2 separate regions of the Homo sapiens genome follow, and region 1 is linked to region 2. The links are chromatin loops, found by intact Hi-C in ENCODE. Cell type or tissue: psoas muscle. All regions are shown on one strand. Links, peaks and the distances in the headings refer to the core of each region. The heading gives the core; the rest is flanking DNA.

Region 1 (5,379 bases), core at 303-5,302, 87 kb after region 2:
TGTCCCCAGGCTTTGCTGCAGTTCCAAAGGAACAGAACACTGTCCCCTCGTCCAGCAGCGTTAGCCCACCCAGGGAGTGGACATCGTCCTCACCTATCAGTGGGGTGACTATATAACTAACTGTTATATATATAACTATATTCCAAACCAGGACAGGTGTGAAAGTACAAGAGAGAGCCATTAACTCTCCCGGGGTCATGGTCATGAGCCAGGACCACCCAAAGCAGCTGTAGGGTCACCCAGCAAGCTGCCTCACTGCTTCTGGTAAGAGCCCTGCCACCTGCCCAACCTCCCCTCACCTTTTGGGAGATGCCCATCCCCTTCTCTAAGCTTGTGACTCTGATATCATATCTATTTCAGGGCCTCTCAACCTCGACATTGCTGACATTTGAGGCTGCATTATTCTTTATTGTGAGGGGCTGTCCCATGCCTTGTAGAATACTTAACAGCATCCCTGGCCTCTACCCACTAGATGCCAGTGATAATTCTTCCCACAGTGCCTCTGGACATTGGGCAAATGTCCCCTGGGGAGCAAATAGCTCTAATCCCATCCTTCTGGCCCAGGTGTGCCTCTGGGTTAAAGCTTCCCTGGACAGTTAATGGCTTTCTAATCTTGGGGCCTAGAGAGACTGAGTCACAAGGCAGGGCAGGAGGCCACCTATGAGAATGGGCAAAATGGGGCTGTGGAGAACCCCTCAAGAAGGGGGAGAAATATGTTCTTTTTTTCCCCAAGGTTGTTTCTAGAATCCCTGCTATGACATGCAGGGGCTGGTGTCTCCATAGGAGACCATCCAAGCCTCCCAACCAAATGACCTCCATGCCCCTGGAGAACCAAGCGGGGGTACAGTCCAGAAACATGTTGCACCTGCAGTGGGAAGATTGTAGCTGGGTCACCCCCACCCCACTGGGACATGCCAGGCACATTGAATGAATGAATTCCAGTTTAGTCTTAAACTCACTGATGGACTCTGTGTGAGTGCATTTAATTTCTCTGATTTTTAATTTGCTCACTGGAACAACAAAGAAAAGATTGCTGATCTGCCTTACATGGGTGCAGGGTGAAATGACCTCCTCCAGCCCATTCTCTCAGAGGCCATTTAGGAGATCCAGAAGCATCTATTGGCGGATGGCCACTGCTGGTTACTGCGGGGTCTTTGTAAGGAAAGTGAGGCCTGGAGGGAGAGGGCCACTCCATGAGTACAATAGGGACTAACCTGCTGTTTCACCAGGAGCATGGTAAGAGTAGCAAGTCTCAGTCCTCATGTGACACCAGACCATAATGTCCTTGGAAGAAAATTAGGACTTGGTGGAGTGAGACACTTTGCTCTTAAGTAACTAAAAAAGGGGTGAGGGTCTGTGTCTTTCACTAGCAGGGAAATTCGTCAGGATTCAGAGCCAGGGGAGATGTTTTCCCATATCAATAGGGCCATACCCCCATGCCCGCTTGCTTTGAAGCCAGCAGATAGATGTGTAGGCAGAAAAAAGTCTCAGTTAACATCTAGCCCAGTGGTTTTCACCCACTGGTAACTCTGGCAATTACCAACCTTGGCAACATCTGGAGATATTTTTGGTTGTCACAGTTGGGAAAGGGGTACTACTGGTATCTAGAGGGACAGGGGCCAGAGAGGCTGCTAACCATCCTGCAGTGAACAGGGCAGCACCACGACCCCCATCCTGTCCCGCCCCCATCAATGATACATCAATAGTTTTAAGGTTGAGCTGGGTGTGGCTCATGCCTGTAATCCCAGCACTTTGAGAGACTGAGGCAGGCAGATTGCTTGAGGCCAGGAGCTTGAGACCAGCCTGGGCAACATGGTGAAACCCCATCTCTACTAAAAATACAAAAAAATTAGCTGGGTGTGGTGATGCATGCCTGTAGTCCCAGCTACTCAAGAGGCTGAGGTGGGAAAATCACCTGAGCCCAGGGGGTCAAGGCTGCAGTGAGCCAAGATTGTGTTGCTGCACTCTAGCCTGAGTGTCAGAGTGAGACCTTGTCAAAAAAAAAAAAAAAAATGTCTTGAGGTTGAGAAACCATGATAAGACTGGGACACTAGGGTTTGTCCTCCATCCCCGGGAATCCCATGGGGAAAGCTGGGGGTCTCCACCCTCCCCCCACCCATGGGAATAGAGGCAGGGGTTAGAGGTCGTATCTCCCGCTCCTCTGAGGTTGTCTTGAGCCATCAGTGGAAGAATTGCTTGACCCCATTGCAGAGTCCAGCACTCATGAGGTCTAGGGAAGACACCGAATGGTCCTGACCCAGGCCAGGAACTTTTGACTATGGCCACAGGGGCTGGCACTGGGCAATGCCTACAGACTCACAGAAGACACCTGACCAGGTGAGATCTAAGCTAGTATCCCCCATCCTCCCTTTCTGGGTAGGGTGGCACCTCCCTTCTTCCCCCCGGGGGGGCCACAGAGGGGCCCCAGCATGCCCAGGTGACTCATTACCAGGTTCATCAACAGCACCCAGAAAACGTTCTTCCTTTACTATTCCCTCCCTGCATCTCCTGTGATTACACACTACCAACACCTGCTCCCAGGACGGAGCCTGGCACTTTAGCAGACAACTGTGAATGATCTAGAAACACGACCCTCCCCGCAGGGATTTAGAATTGGATATGCACTAAAACTCAAATTATAACAGGAATCATTTGCTACTTTGGGCCAGGCCTTGTGCTGCACACTTTGAATACAGCATCTCCCTCCTTCTCTCAATAGCCTCTCAAGGTGGGTATTATAAGCATTATGCCCACTTTTCAAATGATGAGTCCAAAACTTACAAGGATTAAGTAACTTACCAAAGGTTCTTGGCTACAGTGGCAGACAAAGATGAGATGCAACCTGAGACCCAGCTGACTCCAAGGCACATGCTCCTAATCCTTGGTGAGCCTCCGCTGGGACTGCTCCATCAGTGAGTTCCAGGTAGGCAGAGGCGCTGCTTCCCAGTGACTGAAGCTCCTGAACTCATCCCTCTGGCTGCAAGCAGCGTTGCCCTCTCAACTCGGGGGCCCTCCATAACTGTCATTGTCTTGAACAAGAGCAGGATCACAGCCTGTGCTAAACTTTCTCCTATAAAAGCAAACTCTGACAGGAAATTTTAGGCACTTCCCAGTAGATGGTGGTGGCTGAGGAGCTGGGAATCTTTTCTACCACACTGTGGGAGCAGAATCTCTGGTCTTCATAAGTGATGGCTGAGCGATGTGTCAACCTTCATTGAGGCTTCCAGAAGCTAGAGGCTTCCAGATAACTGGAGCCAGGCCCGTTTTCTTTTATTTATTTATTTATTTATTATTTATTTATTTATTTATTATTATACTTTAAGTTTTAGGGTACATGTGCACAATGTGCAGGTTAGTTACATATGTATACATGTGACATGCTGGTGCGCTGCACCCACTAACTCGTCATCTAGCATTAGGTATATCTCCCAATGCTATCCCTCCCCACTTCCGCCACCCCACAACAGTCCCCAGAGTGTGATGTTCCCCTTCCTGTGTCCATGTGTTCTCATTGTTCAATTCCCACCTATGAGTGAGAATATGTGGTGTTTGGTTTTTTGTTCTTGCGATAGTTTACTGAGAATGATGATTTCCAATTTCATCCATGTCCCTACAAAGGACATGAACTCATCATTTTTATGGCTGCATAGTATTCCATGGTGTACATGTGCCACATTTTCTTAATCCAGTCTATCATTGTTGGACATTTGGGTTGGTTCCAAGTCTTTGCTATTGTGAATAATGCTGCAATAAACATACGTGTGCATGTGTCTTTATAGCAGCATGATTTATAGTCCTTTGGGTATATGCTCAGTAATGGGATGGCTGGGTCAAATGGTATTTCTAGTTCTAGATCCCTGAGGAATGGCCACACTGACTTCCACAATGGTTGAACTAGTTTACAGTCCCACCAACAGTGTAAAAGTGTTCCTATTTCTCCACATCCTCTCCAGCACTTGTTGTTTCCTGACTTTTTAATGATTGCCATTCTAACTGGTGTGACAGGCCCGTTTTCTAAGAGGCCTATTTGCCGTGCCCAGGTGGAGTCCCACTTCCTATAACCAAGCTCAGATGAATCCTACATAGCTTTGCTGGTTCCAGAAAGGCAGCTGGAGCCTGTGGCAAAGCAACATTGCTTGGATTTCAGCAGCGGGTGTTTCCTACCTGGGGGCTCACCATCCCTTGCCATTTCCTCAGGAGGCTTGCACAAAACCAGTGTCATAGGCTCCATACCCACTAGGATGGCTAGAGTCTCAACAACCAACCAAACAAGGAAAATAACAAGTATTGATGAGGATGTGCAGACACTGGAACCTTCCTACATAATTGGCGGGATGCAGTCACTATGGTCAACAGCCTTTCCATTCCTCTAAAAGTTAAACATGGGGCTACCATATGACCTAGCAATTCCACTCCAACATATATACCCAAGAGAAGTACAAACGGGTGTTCAAACAAGTACATGTACACCAATGTTCCCAGCAGCACTATTCACAATAGCCAAAAGGTGGAACAACTCAAATGTTCATCAGTGTATGAATGGATAAACAAATTGTGACACACACACACACACACACACGAATATTACTCGATCAGAAAAAAGGGACAAAGTCCTGATGCATGCTTCAATGTGAATGAACCTCCGAAACTTATGCTAAGTAAAAGAAGCCAGATACAAAGGGTTATGTATGAAGCCATCCTCCTTACATGAAATATTCAGAATAATCAACTCCACAGACACAGGAAGCAAATTGGTGGTTGCCGGCGGGGGACAATGGGGAATAACGGCTTAAAGAGCATGGATTTCCTTTTGGGGTAATTAAAGTGTTTTGGAACTAGATAGAGATGGTAGTTGCATAACACTGTGAATGTACTAAATGCCACTGAGTTGCTCAATTTAAAAGGTTAATTTTATGTTATGAATTCATGATTTTATCTCAATACAATTTGTTTCTTAATTAAAAAAAATTAGCATCATAGTTACACCAGCCTGGGCAGGCGGCTGGACGGGTGCATTCTAAAAGTATTGTATTCTTCCTTAAGCTCTACAGGACAGCTGTACCGGTTGCTTTAGTAAACAACATTTGCCCCTTCTTCCAATAGCTGTCTCCAAGTTTCTCCTGAGGACCTGTTCCCATCACACTTTCCAGTCCAGACGCCAGTGATCTGAGTCCATTCATTCACTTTCCTGGTTTTCTGTCACTTGCCATCGAAACAGTCCTGACTGATACAGCCATCTTCAATGTTTCCGTGGAGCATACCCTAGTTTTTGTTTAATTTCAAGAGGCCATTGAGAGATGTTCAAGTTGCAATGTGAAAATTCTAGCTTCCAAACCTCTACTTCAATCTGGACAGAAAATTTCAAGTTTCAAGTTACAT
Region 2 (5,379 bases), core at 195-5,194:
TGCCATTATGTGGCAGTGGCCTATACCATTTACAAATCTTGGCAGCATTGAAGTTTTGCAAATGCTGGAGGGACTGAATTTGTAGTGATGTGTAGAATTTACAAATTTGCACATAAAGTTTAATATTTTTATGTTCCACATTGACAAAGGTGCACAAACTGTCACTGAGCCGTCACCTGGCCTGGTTCCTTCCCTCTGCCCCCCAAGATATGTGCTTACAAGTGTTCAGGTTGTTCTTGACGTGTTCTCAGGTGATGCTTGCCGACAGGAAGGGCACAGAAGAACTGTATGCAATCAAAATCCTGAAGAAGGATGTGGTGATTCAGGATGATGACGTGGAGTGCACCATGGTAGAAAAGCGAGTCTTGGCCCTGCTTGACAAACCCCCGTTCTTGACGCAGCTGCACTCCTGCTTCCAGACAGTGGTAAGGACCCTGGGAATCCCTGCGATGCAGTACCCAGCTCTCAGAGCTACGCCTCAGCCCAAAGCTTCTTAGCATCCTTGTTCCTTTGGAGAAGGCTGGAGAAAGGTGTGTTGTGATGTCAAGCAGAGGTGACTGGGGACCACCTCCCACCTCTCTCACTGGTAGATTTGGGGCATGCCTTCTCTGTGATGTCCTCTGCTTGGCATTCATGCCATTTAATTCGGCAAACATTTCTTTTTCTTTTTCTTTCTTTCTTTCTTTTTTTTTTTTTTTTTTGAGACAGGATCTCACTCTCTCGCCCAGGCTAGAGTGCAGTGGCACAGTCACGGCCCACTGCAGTCTCAAGTAGTTGAGACCACAGATGTACCCCACCACACTCAGCTAATTTTTGTATTTTTAGTAGAGACGGGGGTTTCACCATGTTTCCCAGGCTGGTCTTAAACTCCTGAGCTCAAACGATCCCCCTACGTTGGCCTCCTAAAGTGCTGGGACTACAGGTGTGAGCCACTGTGCCTGGCCTTAATTCAGCAAACATTTCCATGAAAGGTTTTCTTCATGCCTGGTACTGTGCTCAGACTTTGGGATACAAAAACAAACAAACAAAAAAACTCACAGTCTTGGCTTTTTTTTTTTGAGACGGAGTCACTCTCTCTTCCCCAGGCTGGAGTGCAATGGTGCGATCTCTGCTCAATGCAACCTCCACCTCCCAGGCTCAAGGGATTCTCCTGCCTCAGCCTCTCGAGTAGCTGGGATTACAGGCCGCTGCCACCACGCCCGGCTAATTTTTGTATTTTTAGTAGAGATGGGGTTTCACCATGTTGGCCAGGCCGGTCTTGAACTTCTGACCTCAGGTGATCCACCCGCCTCGGCCTCCCAAAGTGCTGGGATTACAGGCATGAGCCACCGCACCTGGCCACAGTCTTGGCTTTTTAAGACCACTGGTTCCACTGCCAAACATGGCATTGGAGCATAAGGAGACTTGATTTTGTAAAAGAGCATGTTCTTGTTCAATGCCACACAACAGGGACTGGCAAACTGTGGCCTATTCTCTATGGCTTGTGAGTTTAGGAAAGGTCACAACAAGGAAATCCAAAGAGTCATATATCGTGACACGTGAAAATTAGGTCAAATTTTAAATTTCAGCATCCATAAACAGCTGTTTTGGGACATCACCACACTCCTTCGTGTACCTGTCATCTACAGCTGCTTTTGCACCATGAAGGCAGAGTTGAGTTGCTGCAAGAGACACTCACAGCCTAAAATATTAATACATACTGTCTGGCCCTTTGTGGAAAAAGTTTGCTGAGCTCTGTCGTAAAGTAAAACTAAACAGAGGACAAAAAAGGACATTCCAAAGCACTAATCAGTCCGTTGCAGGGCTTGCAAGTGGCCTACAAGAAACAGACATGGCCGGGCGCGGTGGCTCACGCCTGTAATCCCAGCACTGTGGGAGGCCAAGGCGGGCAGATCACGAGATCAGGAGATCGAGACCATCCTGGCTAACACGGTGAAACCCCGTCTCTACTAAATATACAAAAAAAAAAAAAAAAATTAGCCGGGCGTGGTGGCGGGCGCCTGTAGTCCCAGCTACTCGGGAGGCTGAGGCAGGAGAATGGCGTGAACCCGGGAGGTGGAGCTTGCAGTGAGCCGAGATGGCGCCACTGCACTCCAGCCTGGGCAACAGAGCAAGACTCTGTCTTAAAAAGAAAAAAAAGAAACATAGATGTTTAGATGCCACCATAGTGAGACGTTGCCAAAGCTGGTCTTTCCACTCCTCAGAGGCTGCCCATTTAAAATATGACTCCATAATCAGTAGCTGTAATTGATGCGATTATTACTATTTTCAACTGCCCATTGATCAGAGATTGACTTTCTGTCTTATGCCTCTTTGAAAACTCTTGGGAGGAACCTCTCAGTGCTTTTGTGTTTTAGAATCTCAAAATGGCTTTGCAGCCACCCGGAGCCTCTGGGTGTGTAGCAGTGGCCGCGGAGTCAGGCGCCGGCCACTACGTGTCAGCCTAGCGCTGGCGGCACGTTGAGCTTCCTGCTCCCAGCCGTTCCCACTGACTCTGAATCAAGTCACGCCAGGGAGAGATGAGAGCAGCATGCTCGGAAGAGACAACCACAGCTCTGAATCCCAGCCCAGAGCCTGTAACCCTGGTTACCCTGATTAAGCTCTGGAAAGCTACAAAACAAAGAAATGAAGATGAAATTAAAGTTCATAACAGGAAAGCTAGAGACTGGGGCTCCCAGGGTTGCTTCCTGGCTATTAGCACCAGCTTCATCATTTTTTTCTCCCTGTGCAGCACTTTAATGTTTAATATCCTCTGTGAAATGGGGATGTTTTCTAGCAGAGAGCAGAGGTCATTATTTCACTGTTAAACCCCTCCATCTTCCTATCTGTCCCAGCATAATGTCCTCAGGAATATGCAGATTTATTTGGGTCTATGATACATGCCCATCATGGGGCCAACACTTAGCCTACCAGTGACAGAGAAAATAGAAAAACAGTGTTTGGGCATATTACAGATGCAAAAGAACATTTGATTAGCATCTCCATCTAGAGTCCCCTGTCCCATGTCCAGTAAATATATTGAGCATGTGTAATCCTAAGCCTGAGAGATGTGTTTTCAGGAGTATCCATTTAAACACGATACTACATTAGTATGGCACGCCTCCCAGACACTGCAAACCAGCCTTTAAACATTTGGACCATGGAGAAGCACTAGTTAAAATGAAATAATTGCCTTATGTGGATTCCTCACACCATCCCTTACTTAGAAATTTATTATATGTATAGGAAGATAGGGAAGAATGTTCAAGGCCGTTACTATAATAGCATATGTAACAGGAAGGCACGTTGATGGAGAGCCATTATTTCAGGGTTATGTAATGACTTTATACTTCCCAAGGCCCTCATGCAGTAGGGTTTATTACTTATTCTTTCTTTGGAAAAAAATGTGAAAGAGCTCTAAACTGAGCACATCTGCCCATGCAGTCCCCATTTAACTAATGAGAAAGCAAAACACAACCTGTGAAGAGCAAAGGAAGCCACTTGGCTGGGGAGGAGCCCTGCTCATGTGTTGAACCTTGGTCTGCAGGATCGGCTGTACTTCGTCATGGAATATGTCAACGGTGGGGACCTCATGTACCACATTCAGCAAGTAGGAAAATTTAAGGAACCACAAGCAGTGTGAGTATTATTTTTTAAGTCCTTTAATTTGAACAACCAAGTCCTACCAACTGGAAACTTCCTTTTTTCCCCCCCGCTTGAGATTGGGGGTCTCACTCTGTCACTCAGGCTTTGCCTCCCAGGCTCGGGTGATTCTCCCACCTCAGCCTCCTGAGTAGCTGGGACTACAGGCACACACCACCATGCCTGGCTAATTTTCTGTTTTTGGTAGAGATGGGGTTTCACCATCTTGCCCAGGCTGGTCCCGAACTCCTGAGCTCAAGCTGTCTGCCCACCTCGGCCTCCCAAAGTGCGGGGATTACAGGCGTGAGTGAGCCACCATGCCCAGCCCCAACTGGGAACTTCTGCTGGGTGAAATGGGAAAGTGGGATTCTGCCCAGTTTTAGGTTGAATGTTATAAACCTAAACATGGGAGGCGGAGGGCAGATATACTGGTAGGATCCATCTAAGATGGTTCCTAAGGAGCAGTTTATTCTATTTCCAGTATTTCCAATAAACTGGAGATGTTGCCATATCCCATCATCACCCAGGTCCACCCTTGTTGATGGAGTTATTCTTATCTGTTGAACAAATGGTTATCACACACCTGCTCTGCACCAGGCACTGGGGTTGCGAAAGGAACGAGGTGCTCCCTTTCCAGAGGGAGTTTACACTCCACCCTGGAGGTGGAGAAGTCACCTAACAATTAATAGTGCGTTGCTGTAACTTTAGAGACTTGCGCAGGATACCAGGATAACACGTAAGCCCCTAAAAATCGGGGAGAGGGAAGTGCAACCCCACGAAATGACCGGCTCAGAGGTGGGGGAAGAGCCTTCCAGGAAGAGATGTGAACAGAGGCAGAAGCAAGTCCAGGGAAGCAGCCTTGCAGCTCAGCAGGTGTGGGAGATGCTGTGAGATTATTTGAGGGGCGGGGGAAGGGGGGAACGTGGTAGGTGGGGCTCTGGGTGAAGAGCCTGGTAAGGAGCCTGGCTGTGGAGGAGGGAAGAGGGAAGGCACTGCAGTGGGGCTTGCACCATCAGATTCAGTTTTTGCAGAGCTCTCTGGGGGAAGAAGGAAGCATGAAAGGAAATGGTAGAGGCTGGTGCAGGCGCTGGTGAGACCCTTTATAGATAAGAAGGAATGGAGCTGTAGTTAGGGCTAGACCTTGGAGCCAAAGAGGAATAAGTGTCTTTGAAAAACACCCTGGAGGAAGAAAAGCAGAACTTATTGACTATGGAGGAGAGAAGAGATAAACCTCTTCCAGTGAGACCCCATTTCAGGCTTGGGTCGGGGCAGCCACCAAGGAGGAGGTGGTTTGAGGGGGGAGATTCATGAGCTCAGTTAAGAACGTTTTATTGGAACGCACCTGCATGATGGGATGCGGGAGTCGGCAGCACAGGAGGAAGACGTGGGCTCCAGGTGAAGATGAGAGATTCATCTGAGGGGTGTGGGGAGCTGGAACTTTGGTGCTGGAAAACATCATCTCACCTCTCAGGGGCCAGGAAGTCTCAGGAAACACCAGTGGAGCAAGCCTAAACAAAGGGCGAGTTTAGTTCCGCAGTGAGGAAACCTCGGGGGCATGTACCCTGATGAATGAAGTCAGCACCTGTTAATAGGATTCTGGCTGCTGTGCCATCTAAGAGACACATTGGAAGAATTTTTGGCCTGCGAGGGATTATGCACCCTAGGGAAGATTAACTGAAGGCAGAATAGGGAAATCTTTGGTTGCAAGCTTTAAAAGTGTGAAGGGGGATTTTTCTGCCTTTATTGATTGTTCCTTTT

What was found. Hi-C counts contacts between places; a loop is a spot of excess contacts. Peaks named below come from ENCODE experiments on the same cell type or tissue, not always from the same donor. Only the 100,000 strongest peaks of a DNase experiment are listed, where the experiment ranks them.
Region 1: a loop joins it to region 2, with 1.8 times the contacts of the local background. A loop is called at or near these places in 2 of 110 quality-filtered maps.

The regions. Positions count from the first base shown.
Region 1 is chr17:66,822,304-66,827,682 of GRCh38, forward strand. No RefSeq gene overlaps it. Among named protein-coding and RNA genes, the nearest start is that of CACNG5, 10 kb to the right of the region's middle. In psoas muscle, for the core only: no CTCF peak of the experiment used is centred there; no DNase peak of the experiment used is centred there; H3K27me3 peaks cover 801 bases.
Region 2 is chr17:66,735,238-66,740,616 of GRCh38, forward strand. It overlaps PRKCA (protein kinase C alpha), which reads left to right. Exons shown (of 17, transcript NM_002737.3): 10 at 252-425; 11 at 3,527-3,618. Among named protein-coding and RNA genes, the nearest start is that of MIR634, 49 kb to the right of the region's middle. In psoas muscle, for the core only: no CTCF peak of the experiment used is centred there; a DNase peak (open chromatin) is centred at 2,454.